Linked DNA regions of Homo sapiens: region 2 is linked to region 1. A link is a loop called in an ENCODE intact Hi-C map of the cell type or tissue named here. Cell type or tissue: heart left ventricle. All regions are shown on one strand. Links, peaks and the distances in the headings refer to the core of each region. The heading gives the core; the rest is flanking DNA.

Evidence for each region. A loop is a pair of places that touch in the nucleus more often than their neighbours do. Peaks named below come from ENCODE experiments on the same cell type or tissue, not always from the same donor. Only the 100,000 strongest peaks of a DNase experiment are listed, where the experiment ranks them.
Region 2: a loop joins it to region 1, with 2.6 times the contacts of the local background. A loop is called at or near these places in 2 of 110 quality-filtered maps.

What each region holds. Positions count from the first base shown.
Region 1 is chr15:43,935,329-43,944,430 of GRCh38, reverse strand. All of the region lies in intron 1 of FRMD5 (FERM domain containing 5), which reads left to right. Among named protein-coding and RNA genes, the nearest start is that of WDR76, 110 kb to the right of the region's middle. In heart left ventricle, for the core only: a CTCF peak has its summit at 5,178; no DNase peak of the experiment used is centred there.
Region 2 is chr15:43,984,360-43,993,461 of GRCh38, reverse strand. The region is part of intron 1 of FRMD5 (FERM domain containing 5); the gene reads left to right. It also overlaps the pseudogene ACTBP7. Among named protein-coding and RNA genes, the nearest start is that of WDR76, 160 kb to the right of the region's middle. RefSeq lists enhancers at 2,885-3,721, 3,722-4,559. In heart left ventricle, for the core only: no CTCF peak of the experiment used is centred there; a DNase peak (open chromatin) is centred at 3,361.

The DNA of each region.
Region 1 (9,102 bases), core at 2,393-7,392:
AAAGAAGTGGGTCCTTTTAAGTGGTGATGGGATTTGTAAGGGCTCTGCCCTCCTGAATGGCTTAATGCGTTAATAGATTAAAGGGTTAATGGATTAATGGGTTATCATGGGAATGGAACTGGTGGCTTTCTTAGAAGAGGAAGACAGATCTGAGCCGAGCACATTAGCCCACTCTGCCCCATGATCATGTGATGCCCTGTGGCACTTCAGGACTCTATAGAGTTCCCACCAGCAAGAAGGCTCTTGCCAGATGCAGTGCCTTAACCTTGGACTTCTCAGCCTCCATAATTGTAAGAAATAAATTTCCTTTCTTTATAAATTACCCAGTTTCAGATATTCTGTTATAAGCAACAGAAAAGGACTAAGGCAGTGGCCGATGGGATATGGTACTGAAAAGATAAGTAAATGACCAATCATGGAGAGCCCCAAGTGCAAAATAACAAAGTCTGCTTTGCTCTAAGTAGAAAGAGGGGTCACAATGGCCAGATTTGGTAAGGAAAGACTTCATGGACAGTGTGGAACTTTTGCCCTGAAGGAGAGGTTGTATTCATTTTCTAGGGCTGCCATAGCAATCACAAACTGGCTTGAAACAACAAATTTATTCTGTCATAGTTCTGGAAACTAGAAGTTTGAAATCAAGGTGTCAGCAGAGACATTCTCCCTCTGGAGACTCTAGGGAAGAATTCTTCCTTGCTTCTTCCCAGCTGCTAGTGGTTGCTGGCAATCCTTGCCATTCCTTGCTTGTTACTACATCATTCTGACCTCTGCCTCTGTCTTCCCTCTGTGTGTGTCTATGTCTCTTCATGGTCTTCTTATAAGGAACCAATAACTGGATTTAGGTCTACCCTAATCCAGTATGGCCTCATCTTAACTAATTACATCTGCAAAGACTTTATTTCCAAATAAGGTCACATTCTAAGGTTCTGTGTGAACATGAATTTTGGGGGACACTATTCTACCCAGTACAGAGGTGAGTTAAAAGTATCATGAAATATCCAAGGTCTTACAGTTCTGGGCCTACTTAATCCTTAATATTAAAGTACTCTCTTACGGCCAGGAGCAATGGCTCTCGCCTGTAATCCCAACACTTTAGGAGACCAAGGCAGGAGGATCACTTGAGTCTAGGAGTTTGAGACCAGTCTGGGCAACATGGCAAAACCCTGTCTCTTTTTTCTTTTCTTTTTTTTTGAGATACAGTTTCACTGTTGTTGCCCAGGCTGGAGTGCAATGGCACAATCTCGGCTAACTGCAACCTCCACTTCCTGGGTTCAAGCAATTCTGTCTTCCTCAGCCTCCCGAGTAGCTGGGATTACAGGTGTGCGCCACCACACCCAGCTAATTTTGTATTTTTGGTAGAGACAGGGTTTCTTCATGTTGGTCAGGCTGGTCTTGAACTCCCGACCTCAGGTGATTTGCCCACCTCGGCCTCCCAAAGTGCTGGGATTACAGGAGTGAGCCACCGTGCCCAGCCGGCAAAACCCCATCTCTACAAAAAATACAATAATTAGCTGGGCCTGGTGGCACACGCCTAAAGTCCCAGTTACTTGGGGGGCTGAGATAGGAGGCTCTCTTGAGCCCGGGAGGTGGAGATTGCAGTGAGCCAAGGTGGTACCACTGCACTGCAGCCTGGGTGACAGAGCAAGACTCTGTCTCAAAAAAGAAATATTCTCTTTTATGGAACATTAGTATTCATGACAGTATATTATGTGTTATGATTAATACCTAATTATTCATGACTCATTTATATTTTGACTCTTATGTGTTGTCATTGATAGTAACAAGAATTTCATTTCACTGTAAACATTTAAAATTAAGATATCACTAAATACTAATCCCAGCCTTCTCCCTGTCTTTTGCTGTCTTCCATTGTTCCAGATGAGTAAGGTTAAATGCATTTTTTGGGAGAAGAGGGTTATAAAACCCTCCACAAAATCTGTTTTCTAAAGCAAAGCCATTCCATTAAGCAGACCTAAGTTTGGATTGTCAAAGTCCCATAGACTCTGAAAAGCAAGCTGTTAAAACTATAATGAGTTTCGGTGTTGCTGCATTTGGAAATGCTTGCAGCTCAGCAGCAGTCCTTGTACTAGACTGCTCTAGGAGAGGGAGGGGGCAGATGTCTGAGGGACTCTTGTCTTTGAGGCCATCATTTCAGACATTAGTTGAAATTCCATATTCTTGACCTTCATACATTCTTTAATTATGAATTCCTAGCAGTCATAATTTGTAAAAAGCATATGGACAACTCCCCTAATGACAGATCAGAGATGATTAACTTAAAATATTTAATTCAACTCAGAAGAACCAAAGATGAAATATCTTCTTCCTTCCTCTCCCTCTACCCCTATACCAGCAAGCCTGGCTTTTTCTAACAATATCCTTAAGTTAGAGAAAATGCAAATGAAGCTTTGGGGATTCAACTTAAAATGAAAACATTTTGCAGCTGTCATGGCTAATTTGACAATAAATATGAGCATCAGTAATTCTCTTAATATATTTCTTGAATAAGAATCTTAGAGGTAAGAAAATATTGCCTCCAAAGGCTCCTGCTGATGGACTACGTCTTCAGATGTATTTCATGTCTGGAATTGACCCACTTTCTTATGAAAATGATCACCAGTATACAACTCAAAGTTAGTGTTTAGGTGCAGCTGAGCTCACAGGAGCAACGCCCCCCCGCCCTTAGTTTTCTGTGCAGAATTAGTTTCAGTTCTGCTGGCCAGTCTGAAAAAAGCACTTAGAATGGTATTTGCTAGACATAATTTACTACTTTTATTTTTGCAGCTTTTATGCTGTCAAGATTTATTTTTTAAGTGCCCACCATATTTCAAGAAGTGGGCATACCAGAAGGAGTAAGACAAAGTCCCTATTCCACCCACCCAGCTCTCCATGATAACTTACAGATAATTACAACATATTGAGAAGCAGATACAACATATTGACAGGGTTATGTCCAGAATGCTATGGAAGCTCAGAAAAGAGCATCTAAAACTTGCTTTAAAGAAATGTACAAGTAGCCAGGCATGGTGGCACACACCCACCTGTAGTGCTAGCTACTCAAGAGGCTGGGTGGCAGGATCACATAAGCCCAGGAGTTTGTGGCTGCAGTAAGCTATGATCAGTCACTACACCCCAACGTGGGCAACACAGCGATCCTCCCACCTCAGCCTCCTGGGTAGCTGGGACTACAGGCACACGTTACCACACCTGGCTAATTTTTTGTATTTTTTGTAGAGATGGGGTTTCACCATGTTGCTCAGGCTGGTCTCCAACTGCTGGGCTCAAGCAATCCGCTTCTTGGCCTCCCAAAGTGCTGAGATTACAGGTGTAAGCCACTCTGCCTGGCCCAAACATGATTTCTATGCTTTGATAATTGACTTCAACCTTGGTACCTACAAGAAGATAATGTATTCTAACAAACATTTTTTTAAAACATAGGGTTTGCCAAAACAGTGTGCTCTAAAAAGAAATCAATGCAATGGCTGATCTAAGAAATCTTAATTATTTCCTTAATTAATTCAGTAGTCAGAGCCCTGAAAATATTAATGACCCATTCACCAAAGTCATTGTGATAATACTCGATTTAAAGATAGCTTTTCAACCTGTTCTCCCAGCCTCCTTGCTAATTATCCTCCATTCCTAATTCTCATTCACGCCCCTCTTCAAATTGGTCACTTAAATACTATTTATTCTGCCACCTAAATATTGATTTAATTTTTATCCTCACTGCCCTTATCTTATTGCCTATTATAGCTCACCTGTATTGTTACAGTGATTTCCCGACTAGTTCTTAGCATGGTATACACAGCCCTTCACCATGTGGCATTTGTTTACCTCTCCATATTGATCTGCAACCGACGTCCTTGTACCAAGGCAGTTATTTGAAATTCCTAGAACATGCTCTAGACATGATGGTCTCACTCCCACCAAACTACCCCTGTACCTTGTACATACCTCTCTTATAACAGCTATCATCCCATTGTAATTTGGGAGATAATCTCCCCTTCCCAAAAATAAGGTTCACTTTCTAATTAATGGATAGTCAAGGGAATCATTCTATCATTTCTCATCTCTAGAGTCTCCCTGGGCGGGAAGAATGGGCACAAGAAATAGGGCCCCATTACTTTCTTGGAGTGCAGGGATGACTTGAATGCACTGAGGAGGCTGCCCCAGAAACTGTTCATTGACTGCATCTTGCACAGTCTGATGCCACGCACTTTTTAAAGCATCTTTTGTCGTTGTTGTTGTTTGTTTTGAGACAGAGTTTTGCCCTGTCGCCCAGGCTCCGGAGTGCAGTGGCTCCATCTGGGTTCACCGCAACCTCTGCCTCCCAGGTTCAAGTGATTGTCTCTCCGCAGCCCCACAGGTGGCTGGGATTACAGGCACCCGCTACCAAGCCTGGCTAATTTTTGTATTTTTAGTAGACACAGGGTTTCACCCTGTTGGCCAGGCTGGTCCCAAACTCCTGACCTAAGGTGATCCGCCTGCCTTGCCTCCCAAAGCGCTGGGAGCACATGAGCCACCGCGCCTGGTGCTTTTCTAAGCATCTCTGACAAATGAAAAAGAGCACCCCAGCCTGGCACAGTGGCTCACACCTGTAATCCCAGCACTTTGGGAGGCTGAGGTAAGTGGATCACTTGCGCCCAGGAGTTTGAGACCAGCCTAGGCAACATGCTGAAAACCCGTCTCTACAAAAAAACAAACCAACATTAGCTGGGCCTGTTGGCACATACCTGTAGTCACAGCTACCCAGGGGGCTGAGGTAGGAGGATCAATTGAGCTCAGGAGTTCAAGGCTACAGGGAGCCATGATTGTGCCACGACACTCCAGCCTGGGTGACAGAGTGAGAACCTATCTCAAAAAGATAAAAATAAATATATACATTAATTAATAAAAAAGAGCACCCCAGAGAACAACTATAAGACACTCTACCTGGGGAGAAAAACCCACAGAGCCAAATGAACTTGTCAATGGTGCATCTTTTTACTGAGGCAGCAGCTTTTCTTGTCTTGAACTGATGACTTCTTTTGGCACATGCATGTCATGCTGAAGATTAGGGAGATCTGGAGTGTGGAAAGGAAGAACAAGATTAATAACAGCCTTTGGGGAATATAGAGAGGTTGTATATAACCTTTCATGTTATCCCTGGCACCTGCCTCATCAGCTCCCCCATCTGGGGGATTTGGGATTGGTTATCCACTGATATTTAATCTCCAGGATATAGAAATTCAGAAATGTTCTGATCAAAAAATAAATCTATTGGCTGGGCACAGTGGCTCACACACCTGTAATCCTAGCACTTTGGGAGGCCGAGGCAGGCGGATCACCTGAGGTCAGGGGTTCGAGACCTGCCAGGCCAACATGGGGAAACTCCATCTCTACTAAAAATACAAAAAAAAAAAAAATTAGCCGGATGTGGTGGTGCATGCTTGTAATCCCAGCTACTCGGGAGGCTGAGGTTGGAGAATTCCTTCAACCTAGGAGGCGGAGGTTGCACTGAGTCAAGATCGTGCCACTGCACTCCAGCCTGGGTGACAGGGTGAGACTCTGTCTCCAAAAATAAATTAATTAATCTATTAAGGATGAGCATGGTGTCATTAAGAAAAAAAAATCTAAAAAGAAATCTGGCTTTAAATGCTGCTCATTTTTTGCTTCATAATCTTCAAATATTGTTGGCTAAGTTACTGGTTTCTGTTAAATTTTGAGGCTTTCCCTCTTTGTGTACCTTCTTGGAGAAGCCCAGCCTCTATACTGTTTTCAACAGGAGTGGTGTTCTGGTTGAAGCAGGCCAATAGTGCCCAGGTCTAAGGAATCCAAAGAGTTCAGAAAAGAATTCAAGCAATGGGCTGTATATATGTGCATAGCTACCAATTTATAAATATAGTCAGAGGACTATAAAGGCAACCCAAAGCTGCATAGAAGGATGGAGCTGTAGGTTGCTTCTGCAGCAGCTATATGAGAAAATCAAAAAATAAGAGTCTAGCGTTTGGAAAGAATGTGAGCTTTGGAGCAAGGCAGCGTGGATTTGAGTCCCATATACTAGTTGTGTTGTCTTAGGCATGTCATTTAACCTCACTGAGCCTTTGTTTCTCTTTATAAAATGGGGTTAATAGAAACTTTCCTTGTGAGATTGTTGTTAGCATTAGAGATAATGTTTGTAGAATGCTTTGCACATGGTAGGCTTTTTTTTTTTTTTTTTTTTGAGACGGAGTCTCGCTCTTTCGCCCAGGCCAGATTGCCAGTGGCGCGATCTCGGCTCACTGCAAGCTCTGCCTTCTGGGTTGACACCATTCTCCTGCCTCAGCCTCCCGAGTAGCTGGGACTACAAGCGCCCGCCACCGCACCCGGCTAATTTTTTGTGTTTTTAGTAGAGACAGAGTTTCACCGTGTTAGCCAGGATGGCCTCCCAAAGTGCTGGGATTACAGGTATGAGCCACCGCTCCCAGCCTGCACATGGTAGGCTCTTAAGAAATGGTAGTTATGATTTGGGGTTTCTGTCAAGAGTGGTGTGATGGAGGCTAATACTCCACCCAGGTCCCCACTAGGGGTCCTGTTGGCAGTGGTCAACATTCAGTTACCGCTTGAGACAAGCTTATAAAAGACTTGGCTATCTTGGCTAAACTTGAAACAACTCTAAAGGGCCCCTCTGGCTCCAGATCTCCCCATGGTCCAACCAAGTCAACACTAGGCCCACGTGGCAGCTCAGCTTCTCCCTCTGCTCACTCCAGCTTTCTCCCCCTCTTTTCCATGGATGTTGTTCCCAGGAGCACTTTTTTTTTTTTTTTTTTTGAGACAGTGTCTCACTCTGTCACCCAGGCTGGAGTGCAGAGTGCAGTGGCGCGATCTTGGCTCACTGCAACCTCAGCCTCCCAAGTTCAAGCGATTCTCCTGCCTCAGCCTCCCTAGTAGCTGGAATTACAGGCACGTACCATCACGCCCAGCTAATTTCTTTATTTTTAGTAGAGACAGGGTTTTGCCATGTTAGCCAGGCTGGTCTTGAACTCCCGGCTTCAAGTGATCCACCTCCCAAAGTGCTGGGATTACAGGCATGAGCCTCCACGCCTGGCCGAAGAGCACTTCTTAATAAACATCCTTCATGCTAAACTCTGTCCCGGAGTTTATTTTCTAAGGAATCTGACCTGTGACAAATGATAAGGCTGGCAGCCAATTCTATGTTATCATTTATCACCCATTGATCTGAAGCCCAATGATCCTATGCCATTTTGTCTAGGTGTCAGGATGTATTTTAGAAAGACAGGCAAAGCATCAGAAAAACTGTAAAGAGAAAAATCTTAGAAATGTAACACTTTCCTATAGAAAGGCATTTGATAATTTCCAAAAGTTAAAAACATCCTAAATCCTGCTCCACATGACCCCAAGAGCATGGCAGTATTTTTTAGCATCAATTTCCTAAAAATAACTTGGCTATGAGGTTCACATCAATATAATTAAGCAAATGTAATTATTAGTTTTTTCCAGCATTGAGCTTTTAATTCCCTTTCCAATGGCAAGGACCCAGTTAGCGATCTTCCTGGAAGCAAAGCCATTTTACTTGCCTTTACTGTGTTGGTTGTATAAGAAGTTACTTTAGAACCGGGCTGTACTGTCGGCATCTTTCTGGAGTTGAGGCTGGGACCCCCTTGTCTCAGTCAGCTTCTTCCCCTTCCCTCCCTTCCCAAGTACAGCCTATGTAGTTAGAATCAGCAAACTAGATAAAAGGCAGAACCCAGCAGACCGATTCTGAAGTGAATGTCTAGAGTTAAGCTAGACTCTGATTTGGACAGGGATACCATCTCCAGGAATACCCTTACCCCAGTTTGATCCTCTGTTCTTTCCTACACTGATCTCACTGGGTATTAGGAGTTGAAGACTCAGGAAGGAGGAGCTCATCAGGTAATTAGCCTGGTCATAGTCATTTAGTAATTAATCAACAAATACTTCTTGGCCGGGCGTGGTGGCTCATGGCTGTAATCCCAGCACATTGGGAGGCCAAGGCAGAAGGACCCCTTGAGCCCAGGAGTTCAAGACCAGCCTGGGCAACATAGGGAGACCCCCCTCTTCAGAAACTTTAAAAATTAACTGGGTGTGGTGGCGCATGCCTGTGATTCCAGCTATTCTGAGGCTGAGGTAGGAGGATCGCTTGAGCCCAGGAGGTCAAGGCTACAGTGAGCGGTGATTGTGCCACTGTACTCCAGCCTGAGCCTCAGCAACAGAGCAAGACCCTGTCTCAAAACAGAAACAAAAACCCACAAATACTTCTTGAGGATCATGTACAGGGCACTGGGCTGTGAACCATGAATGCAAACACTGGACACCATGCTTCTGTCTCTCCCAGTAATGGAGAGGAGAGTGGAATTAAACATGGGAAGGTTAGCATTAGGACAGCTAAGCAGTACAGGCAGTGCATATCATGAGATCAGAGAAAAGATGGCTTTTCCCAAGTCACTTTTTCAGGTATGTCTAAACCGCGTGTCTCTGCAGCCTTGAGATAGCTCAGGTAGTGCCTTGCTCAGATTAGACCCTCAGTAGATACACACTGAATTGAGTGTTTTTCCCAATGGTTTTCCATCCACTTTTTGGCCTTCAAATAACACAATATTCAGTTGGCAGCAGATGTTAAGATTTTTTTCAGCAGTAATATCCCAACCAATGTGCAGAGGCACAGAAGATGACAGGGATGCGCCAGAGGCCTCAGGGAGCCGCTGGGCTCAAGGTTCCTGCCTCCCCTCCACTCACCCCTACTCTTCTTGACCAAAAACTGAAGAAGGAGCAGTCACACACTTCCAGAAAACTTGCCTCCTCTGTTTGCTCTCTCTATCACACTGCAAAGCCTGGACCATGGTTCTTCCTGATGCTCTGGGGACCTGGTCATTCCCACCCTACCCCCAGTGCACATTAAGACATACATTTCCAAGCCCAAGAATTATTTATTTGTTTATTACTTATTTGAGACAGAGTTTCACTCTTGCCGCCCGGGCTGGAGTTGCAATGGCACGATCTCGGCTCACTGCAACCTCTGCCTCTCGGGTTCAAGCAGCTCTCCTGCCTCAGCCTCCCAAGTAGCTGGGATTACAAGCACCCGCCACCACACCCGGCTAATTTGTT
Region 2 (9,102 bases), core at 1,414-6,413, 50 kb before region 1:
CAGCACTTTGGGAGGCCAAGGCGGGCGGATCACGAGGTCAAGAGATTGAGACCAACCTGGCCAACAAGGTGAAACCTTGTCTCTACTAAAAATACAAAAAAATTAGCCGGGCATGGTGGCACGCACCTGTAGTCCCAGCTACTCGGGAGGCTGAGGCAGGAGAATTGCTTGAACCTGGGAGTTCCAGGTTGCAGTGAGCCGAGATCGTGCCACTGCATTCCAGCCTGGCAACAGAATGAGACTCCATCCCAAAAACAAAACAAAACAAAAAAACTATTATGTTAGAGCACAAAACAAGTCTAAATAAATTTAAATGAGTTTAAGAAGATTGAAATCATATCAAATATCTTTTCTGCCCACCAAAGTATGAAACTAGAAGTTAAGAACTGGAGGAATTTTAGAAAATTTCCAAATATATGGAAATTAAACAACATGCTTCTAAACAACAAATAGGTCAAGAAGTTAAAAGGGAACTTTTAAAATATCTTGAGACAAAAATAGAATACAAAATACCAAAACTTATGGAATGCACCAAAAGCAGTGCTAAGGGGTGAGTTTGTAGCAATAAACATCTACATCAAAAAAAGAAAAAGTGCCCATTGTCTCATGCCTGTAATCCCAGTGCTTTGGGAGGCTGAGACAGGAGGACCACTTGAGCCTGAGTTTGAGGTTACAACGAGCAATGACCATGCCATTGTACTCCAGCCTGGGCAGAGGAATACCCCATCTCTAAAAATAAAATAAGAATTGGAGACTGATTTGAGTAATAATAAAACTCCAGTCCAGCCGGGTGCAGCGGCTCACACCTGTAATCCCAGCGTTTTGGGCGGCCAAGGCAGGTGGGTCACCTGAGATCAGGAGTTCGAGACCAGTCTGGCCAATGTGGTGAAACCCTGTCTCTACTAAAAATACAAAAATTAGCTGGGCATAGTAGCATGCACCTGTAGTCCCAGCTACTCAGGAGGCTGAGGCAGGAGAATTGTTTGAACCCAGAGGCAGAGGTTGCAGTGAGCTGATATCGCACCACGGCTCTCCAGCCTGGGCAACAGAGCAAGACTCCATCTCAAAAAAATAAAAATAAATATAAAACTCCAGTCCCTTGCAAAAAAAAAAAAAAAGAATTTACAACCTTCTCATCAGTAAATATTTGGACATATTCAGGAATGCCCAACCACCAACCAATACTTTACATTTTTGCTATAGAGACAATTCTCAAGTCTAAAACTCCACGTCAGATTAAAACAAAACAAAAACAAACTCAGAACAATCTCCAACTGGAAGTTTGATTAAAGAACAAATTTCATTTCTGCTGTGAGACTCATTAGTGGAGAATATTTGTAGTCTCTATTTCTAAAGCCAACTTTATTATTTTCAAAGCCAGAATTATAGTAGAAAGCAAATATTCCTAGTAGTATTTTTTTAATAGAAGATACCTTATCGTCAAATAACTTATAGTTTAAAGAGTTTCTGTTTCTCTCATACTTCATCTTGCTGGGAGCTATCAGCATTCAGGGTTTGGATTTTTTCTGACACATGGTTTTCTTCTGGAAACCTACTAATTAGTAAAAGGATGCAGGGCTAGGACACTGCGCTGTGTTAGAGATTTTATTATTGAGCCATCTCCAAAGAATGTTGGACCAAGATTCGAGTTTAGCAGAGCTAATACGTAAATGGAGTTGAGAAAACAGGAGAATGGAGAACACATCAGTGCCCTGTTTGAAAATATCAATCCCTTACCTGGTAGGCCTGATGATTTTTAATAGAGACGAGATTGTGGATTTTTTGTGGCAAGAACTGTCTAGTTTAATGTTCAAGAATTATCAGCACCAAAGACAGATCAAAAGGTCAATATTTGTCCTCCCTGTAAATGCCTTGTCCTGGGAGGGTGTTAATATGCCCAATTTGGCAATGAATTTATGGATTTTTATAATGAATATCCATATTTCAAACCCAGGCAGGTGCTCTGGAGCAGTACTGTCTGAGGGCACAGAATGCAGCAGCAGCAGTAGCAGCAGCAGCAAAGACCTGTCCCAGGCATTCAGGGCTCATGTGTATGGATGCACCGATGCTGTGGGAGCTGCGTACATCAAAGCCACTGCAGTCCCCATCACAGAGCCTCACAGAAAAAAGGATTGTTCTGCAGCTTTCCTTTCCCATCAGAGTTCCACTCCATAATCTAATGCCCTTTAGCTGGAGAGGATCTGGGAGAAAGGGAGCTGAATGTGCAAAGCAAAGAACAATTTAAGTACAGTGCTCAAAAATAATTGGCAGCTTCGGGTAAAATACAGTTCTACAATGATAAAAATCACAGCATCTTAACTCTGGCAGAGACCTGTACAGGTCATACAGTCCATCTTCCCTTGCCTGTTTTCAAAACTTAAACCATTCTAATTGGATAAGAACTAATTTTTCATTTTAGGACTTGCAGAAAGAAAATTACAGAGCTCTCTTTGAAATCTGTTCTGATATATAGTACCTCTTTCACTGTAAGTTCATTTTTAAGTTAACCCAAATCCATCATGTTCCAGTTAAAATTGGTTTTTGTTTGTTCAGTCATCTATAGAGATGTATAATGACTAGTCGGTATCCCTTATGTAAAAGTCATTGAAGATCAGCCATAGTTAAATTACCACTTCAACTGTCTTTTCAGTGGCTAAAATCTATCAAGTTCCTTAAACAGTTTTTCTATGGCCAGTTTTTTTAGTCTCTTACCTGTTATTATTATCTTCTCTTCATTTTCCATGGCAATCTTTGGCTGTAAAGCTTAAACAGGACCCAGTGCTGTAGAAATATCTGATGAGTACTTAGTACAGTGAAAAACTCACCTCGTGTTCCTAAATACTTGTAGTTTTTGCTTTGCACACTAATGTGAGACCAAAAATTACCATGCTAGCTGACTCTATATGATCTTAATAATCAATGAGAAAATTTGTGATACATAAATGTGTGTCAAAACATTTGAAACTCTATTTCTATTGGTTATAAATGTATAGAGAAATGAAAAAACATAGTAAAACTAATGTTAGTAAGCTGTAATTTAAAACATTATAAATAATGAGAAAAGAAATTTTATTTATAGGCATACCTCAGAGATATTGCAGGTTTGATTCCAGACTATTGCAAAAAGCAAATATCACAAAAAAGCAAAGTCAGACAAATATTTTGGTTTCCCAGTGCATATAAAACTTATGTTTCTGCTGAGACCGTGTCCACCCTGCGAGCACAGAGCCTTGCCCTCGCCTCTCTGCCACCCGTCCACACCCGCCGCCAGCTCACCATGGATGATGATATCACCATGCTTGTCGTCGACAATGGCTCTGGCATGTGCAAGGCCAGCTTTGCAGGTGACGATGCCCACCCCGGGCCATCTTCCCCTTCATTGTGGGGCGCCCCAGACACCAGGGCGTGACGGTGGGCATGGGTCAGAAGGACTCCTATGTGGGCAACGAGGTCCAGAGCAAGAGAGGCATCCTGACCCTGAAGTACCCCATCAAGCAGGACATTGTCACCACCTGGGACGACATGGAGAAGATCTGGCACCACACCTTCTACAACGAGCTGTGTGTGGCTGCCAAGGAGCACCCCATGCTGCTGACCAAGGTCCCCCTGAGCCCCAAGGCCAACCACAAGAAGATGACCCAGATCATGTTGGAGATCTTCGACAGGCCAGCCATGTACGTGGCCATCCAGGCCGTGCTGTCCCTGTACACCTCTGGCCTACCACTGACATCGTGATGGACTACGATGACGGGGTCACCCACACTGTGCCCATCTATGAAGAGTATGCCCTCCCCCATGCCATCCTGCGTGTGTGCCTGGCTGGTCAGGACCTGACTGACTACCTCATGAAGGTCCTCACCTAGCACAGCTACATCTTCACCGCCACAGCCAAGCGGGAAATTGTGCATGACATCAAGGAGAAGCTGTGCTATGTCACCCTGGACTTCGAGCAGGAGATGGCCATGGTGGCCTCCAGCTCCTCCCTGGAGATAGCTACAAGCTGCCCGACGGCCAGGTCATCATCATCGGCAAAAGCAGTTCTGCTGCCCTGAGGCGCTCTTCCAGCCTTCCTTCCTGGGCATGGAATCCCGCGGCATCCATGAAACTACCTTCAACTCCATCATGAAGTGTGATGTGGACATCCTCAAAGACCCGTATGCCAACACAGTGCTATCTGGCGGCACCACCAGGTACCCTGGCATCGCCGATAGGATGCAGAAGATCACCACCCTGGCGCCCAGCACAATGAAGATCAAGATCACTGCTCCTCCCAAGCGCAAGTACTCCGTGTGGATCGGCAGCTCCATCCTGGCCTGGCTGTCCACCGTCCAGCAGATGTGGATCAGCAAGCAGGAATATGATGAGTCAGGCACCTCCATCATCCACCGCAGATGCTTCTAGGCGGACTGTGACTTAGTTGCGTTACACCCTTTCTTGACAAAACCTAACTTGCGCAGAAAACAAGATGAGATTGGCATGACTTTGTTTTTTTTATTTTGTTTTGTTTTGTTTGGCTCGACTCAGGATTTAAAAACTGGAATGGTGAAGGTGACAGCAGTTGGTTGGAGTGAGCATCCCCCAGAGTTCTACAGTGTGGCCAGGGACTTTCATTGTACATTGTTCTTTTTTTAATAGTCATTCCAAATATCGTGAGATGTGTTGTTACAGGAAGTACCTTGCCCTCCTACAAGCTACCCCACTTCTCTCTAAGGAGAATGGCCCAGTCCTCTCCCGTGTCCACACAGGGGAGGTGATAGCATTGCTTTCATGTAAATTATGTAATACAACTTTTTTTAATCTTTGCCTTAATACTTCTTTATTTTGTTTTATTTTGAATGATCAGCTTTCATGGCCCCACTTTTTTGTCCCCCAACTTGAGATGTATGAAGGCTTTTTGTCTCCCTGGGAGTTGGGAGTGGGTGGAGGTAGCCAGGGCATACCTGTACACTGACTTGAGACCAGTTGAATAAAAGTGCATGCCTTATAAAAAAAACACTTATGTTTCCACTATACTGTAGTCTATTCATTGTGCAGTAGCATATGTCTAAAAAAACAATGCACATACCTTCCTTAAAAAACACTTCGTTGCTAAAAAAAAAAAAAAGTGCTAATGACCATCTGAGCCTTCAGTGAGTAGTAATCTTTTTGCTGCAAAAGGGTCTTGCCTCAATTCTGGAGACCTTGCTCTGTATTAGGTTTTGGCTTAAGGGAATGTTGTGGCTAGTTTGATCTTCTGTCCAGGGGTCCTCAACCCCCAGGCCACAGACCAGGCCACACAGCAGGAGGTGAGTGGTGGGGGGGCAAGAGAAGCTTCATCTGTATTTACAGCCGCTCCCCATCACTTGTATTACCACCTGAGTTCCACCTCCTGTCAGATCAGCAGCAGCATTAGATTCTCATAGGAGCATGAACCCCATTGTGAACTGTGCACATGAGGGATCTGGATTGCATGCTCCTTATGAGAATCTAGTTCTTGATGATCTGTCACTGTCTCCCATGACCCCCAGATGGGACTATATAATTGCAGGAAAACAAGCAGCTCAGGGCTCCCACTGATTCTACATTATGGTGAATTTATAATTATTTCATTATATATTACAATGTAATAATAGGTTGGGCATGGTGGTTCACACCTGTAATCCCAGCATGTTGGGAGGCCGAGGCAGGTGGGATCACTTAAGGTCAGGAGTTTGAGACTAGCCTTGCCAGCATGGTGAAACCCCATCTCTACTAAAAATACAAAAATTAGCCAGGCGTGGTGATGCATGCCTATAGTCCCAGCTACTTGGGAGGCTGAGGCAGGAGAATCACTTGAACCCAGGAGGCTGAGGTTACAGTGAGCCAAGATCACACCACTCTAGCTTGGGTGACAGAGCAAGACTCCGTCTCAAAAAAACAAAAAAAGTAATAATAGAAATAAAGTGCCCAATAACTGTAATGTGCTGGAATCATCCCGAAACCCCCTGCAACCTGGTCCGTGGAAAAATTGTCTTCCACAAAACTGGTCCCTGGTGCCAAAAAGGTTGAGGACCGCTGTTCTATCTAGACCATTAAAACTTTCTCCATATCAGCAAGAAGGCTCTTTCACTTTACCATTCATGTGTTCACTGGAGTAGCACTTTGAATATCCATCAAGATCTTTTTCTTTGCATTCACAACTTGGCTAACTGGCACAAGATGCCTAGTTTTTGGCCTTTCAACATGTTTTTCTCATTAAGCTTAATCATTTCTAGGTTTTGATTTAAAGTTAGAGACATGTGACTCTTCCTTTCACTTGAACACTTAGAGGCCGTAGTAGGGTTATTAATTGGCTTAATTTCCTCATATTGTGGTGTCTGGGGGAATAGGAAAGCCTGAAGAGAGGGAGGGAAATGGAGGAATACCCTGTCAGTGGAGCAGTTAGGACACACACATTTATTGGTTATGTTCACTGTCTTCTATGTGTGTGGTTCATGGCACCTCAAAACAATTGCAATAGTAACATCAAAGATCACTGATCACAGATTAACATAACATATAATAATGAAAAAGTTTGAAATATTGCAAGAATTAACAAAATGCAACAGAGACACAAAATGAGCACATGCTGTTGGAAAAATGGTGCTGAAAGACTTGCTCAATGCAGGCTTGCTACAAATCTTGAATTTATTTAAAAAAAAAACAAAAACCCCACAATATCTACAAAGCACAATGAAGTGAAGCACAATAAAACCAGGTATGTCCGTATTTATAAAAAAAAAAAATCCCAAGTACTTTAACAGTACTTGCCTCCTTTTTGTCATATAGTTTATGATACTGAGAAAACATCTTTTCTGTGCCTTGGTGAATTGTCATCATACTCCCTTCTAAGTTTGGATGAGCTTCCAATATTTTACACTTTGTGCTTTCAGTGTCATGAAATATCTGCAAGAGTTTCTTTAATGTGAAGTTTTTGCCAGCATCACTTCCTCTGGGACATCTTCATACGTTTCGTCACAACCACTTTCCTCATTTACATTGATTAGTTTGCCTTCACTAAGTTCCTCTGGTGCATATCTAGAGTCCCTTAAATAGCAGCAATGTCAATAATCTCACAGTTAGCTATTTCTTCTATAACCCTATTTACATTCCTGTTACCACTTTTTGTTACTTTGCTGCATTTTCATCTTCGTTAGCCAGTTCCCTCTTTCAGTTATCATTTTTGGGTTTCATCATTGGAAGACAAGGAGGCAACCCCACCGCACACTTTGTTGTTTGTGCATTAACTGAATAACAGATGCACAGTGACTAGTCACCGACAGACTGTGAAAGAAGTGACGTGATTTGTCACTGATCGTGATACACATCTGTTATTTATGTTGTGAACTGAAGAGCTAGCAATCAAGTTTGTACTTCATGTAATTACTCACAGTTAATAAACCATGGCAACTGAAATTTCAACCCTGTTGTTTGGGGACTGACATTCTTTCATCTAAGAACCATGCAAAGTGAGGACAACCTCAGTCAATTCCTGCATTCCTTCAGGCCCACTGCTAATTTTCTGATTCCTGGTCAGTTATCTACTCTGACATTCAGATCTTTTTCTGGTATATATGCCTTACTAACTTCATCTTAGTGAAGTTTCTCTTTCTCCTCCAGGGGCAATACCTTTGATCTTTCCTCTCTGACATTTATGCTCTTGGCTTCTGACCATTCCTTCAATCTCTAAGTTTGTTTGAAATACTGATTTGCCCCGCTAGCTTGTGATCGTTTGCAAATTAAATAGACATTTCTCCATTCATTAATGTGAATACTTATCCGCACAGAATGTCAATTCCTGAATACCAGCACAGGTTCACCCAGCCAGCTCATCCTTATCCTTTGGTCATATGGTCCAGTCAGTTGTGTAAGGGACTCTGTAAAGGTCCTGGGTGGGGCCTCAGAATCTATATATTTAAATGTTCTCCATATTATAGCCAAGTTTGATTTATAATATAAACCATGCTTTCCTGGTTCTTAGTAATCTTACTATAGACTACTAGAAGTTTAGATCTGACAAATATACTAGAGATTGTCTTGTCAAACCTACTCATTTTATAAGTGAGAGAACTAAGGTCCAGAGTTGCCAGATGACTTGCCCATGGCTTCCCAGTTACAAGCAGAGTAGGAACTAGAACTGATGGTTCCAAACGCCCAATCTTTTTTTTTTTTTTTTTTTTTTTTGAGACGGAGTCTCGCTCTGTTGCCCAGGCTGAAATGCAGTGGTCCGATCTCGGCTCACTGCAAGCTCCGCCTCCCAGGTTCACGCCATTCTTCTGCCTCAGCCTCCCAAGTAGCTGGGACTACAGGCACCTGCCACCACACCAGGCTAATTTTTTTGTATTTTTAATAGAGATGGGGTTTCACCATGTTAGCCGGGATGGTCTTGATCTCCTGACCTCGTGATCTGCCTGCCTTGGCCTCCCAAAGTGCTGAAATTACAGGCGTGAGCCACCGTGCCCGGCCTTGTTTTTTTTTTTTTCTAGACAGAGTTGTTCTGTCGCCCAGTTTGGGGTGCAGTGGCGCGATCTCGGCTCACTGCAACCTCCACCTCCCAGGTTCAAGCGATTCTCCCACCTCAGCCTCCCGAGTAGCTGGGATTACAGGTGTATGCCACCATGCCTGGCTAATTTTTATATTTTTGGTAGAGACAGGATTTCACCATGTTGGCCAGGCTAGTCTTGAACTCCTGACCTCAAGTGATCCACCCACCTCGGCCTCCCAAGGCGTTGGGATTACAGGCGTGAGCCACTGCGCCCACCCCAAACTCCCAGTCTTTCAACCTAATTTCCATCCTGTGGGATACAATCAAAGTCGTTCATCATCATCTTTTTCAAACTCTCCTGTGGTGATTTTCTTTTTCTGTGTGAATCTGTGCAATAATATCTGAAGAGAGATGCTCAAGTAAGTTTCTCTGTAGTGAATGGGAAAGCAGTTGTGACAAGGATTGTTGAGGTAGTAGGAGCTATGGAGGCCTGGAGCAGCTCTGGAGGCCTTAATCCAGTCCTGCTCCAGTGCTTACCCTCTGCCTGCTCTGTGCCTGCCCACTGGTGCCTAAGCTGCTGTCCACTGGGGGCTTAGGTATCTGTTTGACTTGTGCACACA